Regions from separate parts of the Homo sapiens genome. Here region 2 is linked to region 1. The links are chromatin contacts, found by Hi-C in ENCODE. All regions are on one chromosome and are shown on one strand. Each heading gives the region's core, a stretch centred on a gene start or an enhancer-like site at or near the end of the contact. The rest is flanking DNA. Distances are from core to core; before and after follow the strand shown.

Region 1 (5,252 bases), core at 1,878-4,377:
GAGGTGTCAGGGGAAGAAGGACTCAGGGGGCAGAGGACACTCTGAATTTCACCTGCTGTGCTCTGGTCTGGAGATGGTCCAGGGCCAAGTGCTCAAGATATGCTGACCTGATTTTGTGCAGAGCAGCTCATTGAAAAAGAGACTAAAGGCTGCATGTCAGTGTGCCAGATCAAGAGCACATGGAACTGAGCTCAAATCAAAAATGACAAGAAGATAAGATGCCAAGTTCTGATGGAAGGATGTATGCATGTGGTGTAGGGGCATCAGAGTTTGTATATAAGGCACCGTGTAAAGAACTAACATTGAATATTAAAATATCACTGTTTCATATATTTAGCTGTATATTTTTAAGTGACACAATAGTGATTATAACCTCCATCTTCCTCACCAAAACATATTATTTGGCTCTCCTGTTCAACCAAACAGTTTTAACCAAATAATAAAAACATACCCAAGTTCCTCTGGAGCAGGCTGGAGTCATCTAGCAGATAGTTACACAGTCGTGCATTGCTTAAAGACAGGGGCCTGGTTTGAGAAATGTGATGTTAGGCGATTTGTTATTGTGCAAACTTCATAGAGCACACAAACACAAACCTAAATGGTGTAGCCTACGACACACCAAGGCTATATGGTATAGCCTATTGCTCCTAGACTACAAACCCGTACAGCATGTTACTGTACTGAAAACTAGGGAATTGTAACACAATGGGTATTTGTGTCTCTAAGCAGATCTAAACATAGAAAAGATACAGTAAAAATACAGTATAAAAGATAAAAACTGGTACACCTACATGCCATGAATGGAGCTTCCAGGACTGGAAGTTGCTCTGGGTGAGGCAGGAGTGAGTAATGAGTGATTGTGAAGGCCTAGGACCTGACTATATACTACCGTAGATTTTATAAACACTGGACACTTAGGCTACACTTACAAGTATAAAAACTATTTTTTTCTTCAATAATAAATTAACTTTAGCTTGCTGTAAATTTTTTACTTTATAACTTTTTTAAACTTTTTAACTCCTGTAATAACATTTAGCTGAAAACACAAACACATTGTACAACAGAATAAAAATATTTTCTTTATATCCTTATTCTATAAGCTTTTTTACCATGTTAATTTTTTATTTTTTTATTTTTTATTTTTTTACTTTTTAAGCTTCTTTGTTAAAAATGAAGACACAAATACACACATTAGCTGAGGCCTACCTAAGATCAGGATTGTCAAAATCACTGTCTTCCACCTCCACATCTTCTCCCACAGGAAGGTCTTCAAGGGCAATAGCATGCATGGAGCTGTCATTTCCTATGATAACAATGCCTTCTTCATGTCTTCCTGAAGGACCCATCTGAACTTGTTTTACAATTCACTTTTTTTTTTTTTTTTTTTTTTTTGAGATGGAGTTTCGCTCTTTATTGCCCAGGCTGGAGTGCAGTGGCGCAATCTCGGCTCGCTGCAACCTCTGCCTTCCAGGTTCAAGTGATTCCCCTGTCTCAGCCTCCTGAGTAGCTGGGATTACAGGTGCCCACCTCCATGCCTGGCTAGCATTTTTAGTAGAGACGGGGTTTCACCATGTTGGCCAGGCTGGTCTTGAACTCCTGACCTCAGGTGATCCGCCCACCTTGGCCTGGTGGGCTAGGTGTGAGCCACCGCGCCTGGCCAACATTCTTTTTAGTAAGTAGAAAGACCATACTCTAATGATAAAAAGTAACATATAGTAAATATAAAACCAGTGACATCATTGTTTATTATCATTATCAATTATTATGTACTGTACATCATAGTGTGTGCTAGACTTTTATACAATTGACAGCATCGTGGGTTTGTTTATACCAGCATCACCACAAACATGTAATGTCTTGCATTATGATGCTATGATGGTGACGTCATGATGGGTACAATATTACCATGGCTACGATGTCACTAGGCAATAGGAACTTTTCAGCTCCATTATAATCTTATGAGACCACCATCATATATGCAGTCCATCATGGACTGAAACATTATTATGTGTTGTGAACCGAGTCTTCTCTTTGCTTTTTTCAGGGCATTTTCTATGTTTTGCTGGCCATTTTGGACTGGGATAGATTTCTCTAACTTCGGGATTTCTCCCTTTAGCAGTTTCTGATGAACCATTCATGCCTGAATTATGATGTGTAAAATGCCACGTTGGATTCTCCAAGAACCTGCCATTTGTCATGCTTTTCCTTCTTGGGCCATGCATTCATTTGTTATCCCAGAGCACTCTGGAATGTCCTGGGCTCTAAATTAAGGGATCTAAATGACTCCTCTAGAAAGAAATGTGGGGAAAAATAAAAGTTAATCGGCCTCCACTAATAGAGGCAGGGCAGGGCAGTTTCTCTATCACTTCTTTCTGATCTCAAAAGTGTTCCTCCCAGTACAAATGAAGAGAAGGAATTTAAGACCCCCTGGGCTTAAGAAAAGGAGGAGAGAAGGAAGACAGAAACGTGAGGGATAACTGCATGCCCTTGGGGATGTATGTCTGCAATAGATGCCATTGCCTCAGAGGAACCTTCCAAGGAACAATTCCAAATTACATTCTACTGAAACTAGGGTGACTATAAAATGGATCATCCAAATAGGACACTTTTAAAGGAAAGTGGACACTACTAGTAGTTATGTTAGACAATAGGCATAAACTGAGACTGTGCCTGCTCACCCATATCAGTGACCGAGTGGATGAACTTTACCCGAGAACCCACTCTGTGTCAGTGGCGGTGTCCGGCTGTGTTCATGTTCGGCACTCACCCAAGACATGTGAGTCCAAGACAGGGACATCCCTCATGTTGCAATATAAGAAATTGACACAGTTGGGACTTCAAGCTCTACTACCAAAGTTCAAAGTTTGGTTTTGAAATTTCAACAGTTATTAGTAGACCAACTAGGGGTAAAGGCAGACTCCTTCCTGATTCTGGAACAGAATATGAAGTACGTATGTAAAGAGAACTAATGTATGCGTTGGAAGGGGAGATGGCAAGGTCACATTACCATCTGAGTTTGGGTTTTTCTTACATGTGTCACTTGGCCCAGTTTTTATTAGTAAGTGGCGACAGAGTGAGAAGCAGGAAAATTTGATTCGTGGACTGCATTTGGTTGGGTTCCTCCCACACTCAGCAGGTCCAAGACCTACCCTGTTTTACTAAAGGATGCAGCCAGCTTCCTTTCCCCAGGGAATGCTTTCAGCAGAGAGAAGCTCAGTTATGGCTTATGTCTCATGACTTTTCCCTAATCTGCTTCATCCTAATCTGTTCTCAGGATATTAAAAAATAATAATCAGGGAGCATCCAGAGGCCAAGAATATCAAATCCTGCTTCCTCCAGCTTCCCCAGTCTCTGCTTTTCCACTAGAACTGGCTCAGAAGCTGCAGGACTCAATATCCCCCCTGCAATCAAGGCCAGGGATGAGCTGGACAGATTGGGACAGGTTTTTGGAAGCAGCAGAGGGGCTGATCTTTGAAAACAGAATGTACTAAAAGCAGTTCTTGGAAAGTCAAAGGAGGTTAAAACTGTAGTCAGCATCATTTTCTCCCTCGTGTAGTTAATGACCTTTTTCACTGACGATTCATGGGTTAGATGTGAACATCTGTCCCACAGTGGGAAAAAGATGAATAAATATCTGAATTAAATTAGGACCAGAAGCAATGATCATCAGTCATTTACTGTTTCTTCATTGGTTTATATTACATTTGTTCATCCACTAATTCATTAGTTCAAGTGTCAATTTTTTATTCTCTGTCATGTGTTCCTGCTTTTTCCAAGTTTATAGCCTGGTGCTGGGGTGGGGGGTGGTGAGTGGGAGACGCAGACAATTAAATGGACAAATGCATAAAATGATCCATAGGCTTTGATAGGAGTACAAAATAGTATGAGAGTACCTAACGTGGACTTCCAACCTAAGCCAAGGGGTCAAGGGAAGAAGTTTCTCAGAGAAAGTGACACACAAACTGATACCCATAGAATCTCATAGAAATCAGTCAGTCTGAGAGAAAATGAACTTAGAAAAAGTGCTCAAGGTCTGGGTGCAAGAGGACATGGCTCATCCAAGGAACTATAAGATGGTCAGTAAGACTGTAAGACAAGAGGGCAGGAGAATAGGAAAGGACGGATGGATAAGCTTTATTTCCTCTTTCGTTTTCTTATAATCATAGACTGTTAGGACTGAAAGGGATTTGTGGTCATTAACCCCTCCTCTTAGAAACTGGGAAATCAGGCCCGGCGCAGTGGCTCACGTCTTCCATCCCAGCACTTTGGGAAGTTGAGGTGGGAAGATCACTTGAGGTCAGGAGTTCAAGACCAGCCTGGCCAACATAATGAAACCCTGTCTCTACTAAAAATACAAAAATTAGTCTGGCATGGTGGTGCGTGCCTGTAGTCCCGGCTATTCAGGAGGCTGAGGCATGAGAATTGCTTGAACCCGAGAGGTGAAGGTTGCAGTGAGCTGAGATTGCACCATTTCACTCCAGCCTGGGCAACAGAGTGAGACTCCATCACAAATTAAAAAAAAAAGAAGAAGAAGAAAAAAGAAAGAAATTGGGAAATCCAAGACCAGAGGGTGAAGTTGACTTGTTCAAAGTCGTACATTTTCAAATTGGGATGCTACATAAACATGGATTCAATTGCCTGCTCCAAGTCTGATTTTCTTTTCATGATCTGGTAATTTGTAATTTTCCCTTTAAAAAAAAAAAAAGAATCGTTGAAGCCATAAAAAGTGTGACTTAGCATTCTTAGACTAGAGATCTGTTTAAAATGGTGGGGTGTGAGCTTACTGGAAATCAAGCTGAAAGACCTAAAGTTTTGTATCTGCAACCTTTTGATTGTTTTCACAGGATTTTGACTTAGCAAGTAATTTGGAAGTGTTTATCCTTTAAGTAAATGCATCTTTTGCTGTTTTAGCAATTTGTTAGAGCTTTGTCATATGCTAGCACCTCTGGCCAAGATACTTCATGCACAAAATAGAGGAAAATGTGTGTGTGTGTGAGAGAGAAGTTGAGAATTAAGCATATATATATATATATATATATGCACACACATATATACACATATATGTATACACACACGTATATAAATATACACATATATATTTTTTTTGATCAGAAGAGAAGATCAAGATGTAAACAGTCAAAAATGTTTAAATTACCCACTGCGTGTACCTTATAGGATGGTGAGAAATTAATGAGAAAGAGAGCGAGGGCTTAACTGATCTAAGTTGCAGGGGAAAGTGTAGGTCAGTCATA
Region 2 (4,916 bases), core at 1,393-3,892, 170 kb after region 1:
CCTATTGTCTGAAGATTCCAATCAAAATTCCTCCCCCTGGCTCCCCAGCTGTCCCTGTTTACATTTTCAGCCTTATCCCTTAACATACCTTTCCATTCCCTATCCTCTGGCCAAACCGAGACCTGCACTATTGTCTACTTGTCCTCAGTGCTGTCCTCTGGGTCCTTGCAATCATAGAGTCTTCCTTTCATGGAACGCCCCCTCCACCCAACCCCACCTCGCCTAGTTATACCTCCCCATCCTGCAAAGTCCCATTCAAGATCCGCCTTCTCCAAAAGTCCTCCCTCAAGTCTCCGTCCCGTTCTGCTTCTAAGAAAAAGCTCCCGTCTCTGAATCCCCAAAGCACTTTATCTGAACCTGACTTATGTTACTGAATCAAGGTCCCTTTATGCATCACTTCAGATTCCCTTGCCTCAGGTGATTCAGGGGGTCCATGGCCCCTTGTTCTGTCCCAGTTGCCGCTGAGGCCAGCAGAACTGTGTGGACTCTGGCCAACTGCACAGGGACACAACCGGGCGGTGCCTTGCTTCGTGCTCATGCTCTAAACCTCTTGCCTCCTGTCTTAGCATATTCCTGCTGTTACTGAGACATTAGAGCCAGAGGAATATACATGGGTGCTCAGTGGGCATGCATGTGCCCCCCCTCACACACACCACCCACACATGCACACACACACATGCACACACACATACACGCATTCACACGCACACACATATGTACAAGTAGTTAAGGGAAGTTAATGCTCCCTAGATTGAAGCTTTTGTCAGTGGGACACAGGAGCCAGGGAAAAATTTCTTCTCTGTTCTCTTTCCCCTGCCCACCCTCTAGGAAGAGGGTCTGTGAGAGTGATCAATTATTTACACTTATTACCAAGTGGTATCCAGCTCAGGAAACCTTTCCTTCCTTTTCTCTTCATTTCTCCTTTCCTGGGTTTGCATTCCCCAATAAAGAAGTAGCATGATAGTTTTTGTATCCAGTTCTGATTTCCGGGGCACCCAAACCTATCACTTTTTACTTGACAACACAGTTGCTTATGCATGTATCTTGTTCCACCTGACTAGACTACATAATTATTGTGAGTTTCTTTATCTGCATTATAATCTAGCATAATGTTAGTGCTCAATATGGTCTGTGGCATGAATGAATGACAAGAGGTTTTGGAAAATGTAGTGTCAACAGGGACCTGAAGACCCTAAACTGACACACACAATATGGAGGGATGGGAGGGGAATGTGTTCTTACATTATGACTTCTGTTCTCAAGCCGATAACTGGTTAGTCTGTTGGATGTACCAGAGCACAATTCAAACCAAAGGATAGCTTCCTTCTTATGCCAGTACAATAGTGTGCACAATGAGGCAGAATATAGAAAATTATTAGGTCAGACTCCTTATATAGAACCGAAGGCAGCCAGACACCAGGGAGCAGAACATAGGGAAAATAAGAGGAGAGAATTCCCTTAGAGGTAAAGAAACTGATGGCCTGTTACTTTTCACAATATTTGCAAAGGAGAAAGGCAAATTCACAATGGGGCTAAAGAACCGTCTCAAGAGAGACCTTATTAGAACTGTAGGAGGACTGGGATGGTCCCAACCGAAGTCTGCTGGAAGGAAAGGAGACCATTCTCCCAGGGGCGGGCAGAACTCACCCCGAATGACTGCGAGTTCCTTTTATCACTACCCCACCAACTCTGATTCAGTCTTTTTTGCATCTTGTTTCATTAGGGTTGGAACCTTGATACCTATGTGCAGCCTTGAAACCACTGTGGTCTATGCCTGTATCCAGGCCAACAAGGACATGACCATGGCAGTGGAGAGGCATCCATCAGTCTGCTTTAGGGCAGTTTTTAACAAAGGCACCTGCAGAAGGAACTGAAACAATACTCACCCATAATTGGGCAGCTCAGAAGCTCTTGTTCCCTCTCAGCCCTGTATTTGGAAGCAGGACTGTGCACTTTGGACTGTGTCCCGGCAGTTCTTGGACCTCAAAAGAGTAACACTAGTCCTCCTGCTAATGAGGACTCGATCAGCTAATTGCAAATGAAAAGATGAGACTGCATTCATAAGGGGATGAAGTGGTTCCTCCTGGTCATTCCAGGACTTGCTGAGTCTGTCTGCAATAGGTACACTTCGTTGACTAAAACCTTTCTAGGGTACCAGGTGTAGCCATGGCTTATTGGAAAGTATGACCCATGCAGAGAAAAACAAAACAGGAGATGGGCAGAGGACAGGAGATGAGTAATTGCACCTGTCAGAAAATGAGGATAATGGTTAAGGATACTAGCATGGAAGCTCTGAGTTTTATGGAGAAAAACACCAGGGCAAATACGAGGAATTATTTGTCCTCAATGTCCCCTGGAGAAGGTGGAGTTGATCATTGGGGCCTTGGTGGCCTGTATGACCTTCCAGCCAACAATATTTAAAGTGCCTGCTTACACTCAGTGGTTAGCACAGGCATTACACCACCCCATCCCTGCTGCCCACCCTGAAGATACAGGCAGCTCTGATTTTGTGACATGCTATTTTTAAAACAACCAAATCATTTCTACATTGCCCCCTTCACAGCCTAGAGGAAGGAACTGGTTGCCTCACCAATCTTTGGCACCAAAGTGCTTCACTGCGGATGTCTTTTTTTCTGCTGTCATACCGTCCTGATTAAGATTAATTGTCCCAGTCGAAGTGACTCACTTAGAAAGGATGGGAAGGGTGGAGGGAAGAGGGCAGTTTGCTTCTTTTTTTTTTTTTTTTTGCCTACTTCAATGTTTGTTCTGAAAGATCCAAAAGAATACAGGAGTGTAGCAAAGGAATTTAAAGTGTGGAACATGTAATAAAGGAGATCAAGTGAAAAAGCTATTATGGGCTCCATGTTTATCTTCAGCTCAGTGACTTTCAGAGGAGCATGCACTTGGCTGGGGAGCCTGGAGGGTGTGACTGCTCCCTGCCAGTTGGAGGGCCTTGACCTGAACTCTCAAAAATTCAGCTGACCTCGTCCAGCCCCAGCTACTCTAAAAACAAGGCTACAACATCTCCCCTCACTGACACAGATACACCCCTATGTATATATTAAAACCTCAAAAGTTCATTTTGGGTGCAGAAATCATATACAACCAAGGGAGCAACTGAGTAAGAAAAAGAAAATATATAACGACTAAACTAAAAGCTGTACCAAAGAGGAAAGAGATATTATTTATAGAACAGCTTTCACTTGCCAGGCATTAGTGCAAAAGTTGATTCTTTCTGAGATACTTCTCCAGAACTCAGATTTGCACATCCTCTCTGAGTCTATCCCTCCAGCTCTGAGAGGCTCCCACTCCCTGGCAAGCACCTCAGACTCCTTTGTTGATGGAGTGGGCCTGGCTGAAGCAACTCTGGCTATTTTGGGGATAGTTATAGAATACTTATAGAGGCCTTATTCAAAAACTCATGACCACTACTCTCATTTCAAATTAAAAACGTCTATCCTCTATGCTTTTTTTCCCCACCTTATTACCTTAACAAAAAGAAGAAAGGTTTGGCAAGGAAAGAAGTGTATGGCTTTGCTGATTCTGTGCATTCAATAGAAATCAAATTGTCATGACTTGTGAGGAAGAGAATTGGGCAGGGTGTCAGTAGACTGAAGCACACAACATCCAGCCCAGAACAGGCCACATTTGGTAGCCATTGGCTAATGAATGAATGGATGAATGAGTGAACTTAGGTATGAATCCCAGCCCATCAACTAACCAGTCGTGTGCCCTTAGATAAACTACTTCTATTTTCTGGACCTCAGAGATTATCTAGTTCAACAGAGGAAACCAGCCTTAGCATCTAGCTCAGATACTCCTCTTACTGTCCCATCAGCCTGGAGTCTGTATATTCCTGGGGGGCTGTCTTGACATTTCCTTTTTCTGAAAAGACCATTTGAAACCATTCCTGTTCTACATCTACATCTTGGGCTGGATGAACCTTGAACATGCATCTCTCAATTCCAACTTGAGCCCACCGAACAGCTTAACTGAAATTTTCTCTGGGTTCCAGTGCTCCAAGTCCAGAGGCTTCCATATCTGCTCTTGCCAAATACAAGTGGTTGGCAGATAACCCTGCAGTAACTCATCACCCCAACAGTAACTCATCTGTATTCACTCCACCCCAGCTCTACACAGACAAGTCACCACAAATGGATTGATGGCAATTTGAATTCATTGCCTACATGGGAAATTTCTTTGAGGGGAGTATCTGGCTACATCCTTAAGTTACAGATAAGATACTTATTCTCAAACAAGTAGCCAAGGAATATTATCATAATCCTGTCTGTCCTAGTATTTGATACCTTCATAATAGTTATTCCTCTAACTTAATCAAGGTTTAGTTATTTTCAGCCTCTCCCTCTCTCTCTCTCTCTTTCTCTTTCTCAAAGAGTTGGAGGGATTATCAGCCATACGAACATAAGTCAATGCAATCTTGGCCAAATTTAGGTAAATGGACAGGATGCAGATAACGCTGGGGACTCAGAAGGTTGAGCCGAAGCTGCAGAGTCTAGATAGCTTCCGCCTTCCATTGTCCCGTGATGCTTGCTCTGATAGTCCCTCTATCTCTTCCCTGCATTCCAGACTTGCTTAAGAATTAGAGAATATCAGACCAAGAAATCTCAAGCTCCATTCCAGCTCTACTCTCCTCCTTTCAGGGATGAGAAAGCTGAGGCTCAGAGAGGTTAAGGTTGCCTTCCAAAGTCACAAAGCCAACACAGCCCAGCCTTGCCCCATGTCTCTTCCACTACCACTCAGGACACACCCAGTCACCTCAATTCCCACAGGACCATTGCAGTTGGAACAATTTTAGCAACAATGTTTGTTACTGATCAACCCAAGCTTCCCTGAAATGGAAAACAGGGAAATGCTGGGGCAAGAAAGATAGCCAAGGGATTTACAGAGAAATAAAA

What was found. A loop is a pair of places that touch in the nucleus more often than their neighbours do.
Region 2: a map of ascending aorta shows a loop between it and region 1 (2.1-fold over the local background). The contact joins two enhancer-like sites. A Hi-C loop is called at or near these places in 3 of 168 maps with a recorded cell type or tissue (ascending aorta, esophagus muscularis mucosa and posterior vena cava).

The regions. Positions count from the first base shown.
Region 1 is chr2:217,183,581-217,188,832 of GRCh38, forward strand. No RefSeq gene overlaps it. Among named protein-coding and RNA genes, the nearest start is that of DIRC3-AS1, 97 kb to the right of the region's middle. Within about 2 kb of position 3,128, at least 8 of the 41 ENCODE cell types and tissues checked have a DNase peak (open chromatin) inside an H3K27ac peak, as active enhancers do; they include ascending aorta, where a contact is called at or near this core.
Region 2 is chr2:217,358,394-217,363,309 of GRCh38, forward strand. All of the region lies in intron 8 of DIRC3 (disrupted in renal carcinoma 3), which reads right to left. Among named protein-coding and RNA genes, the nearest start is that of DIRC3-AS1, 78 kb to the left of the region's middle. Within about 2 kb of position 2,643, at least 15 of the 41 ENCODE cell types and tissues checked have a DNase peak (open chromatin) inside an H3K27ac peak, as active enhancers do; they include ascending aorta, where a contact is called at or near this core.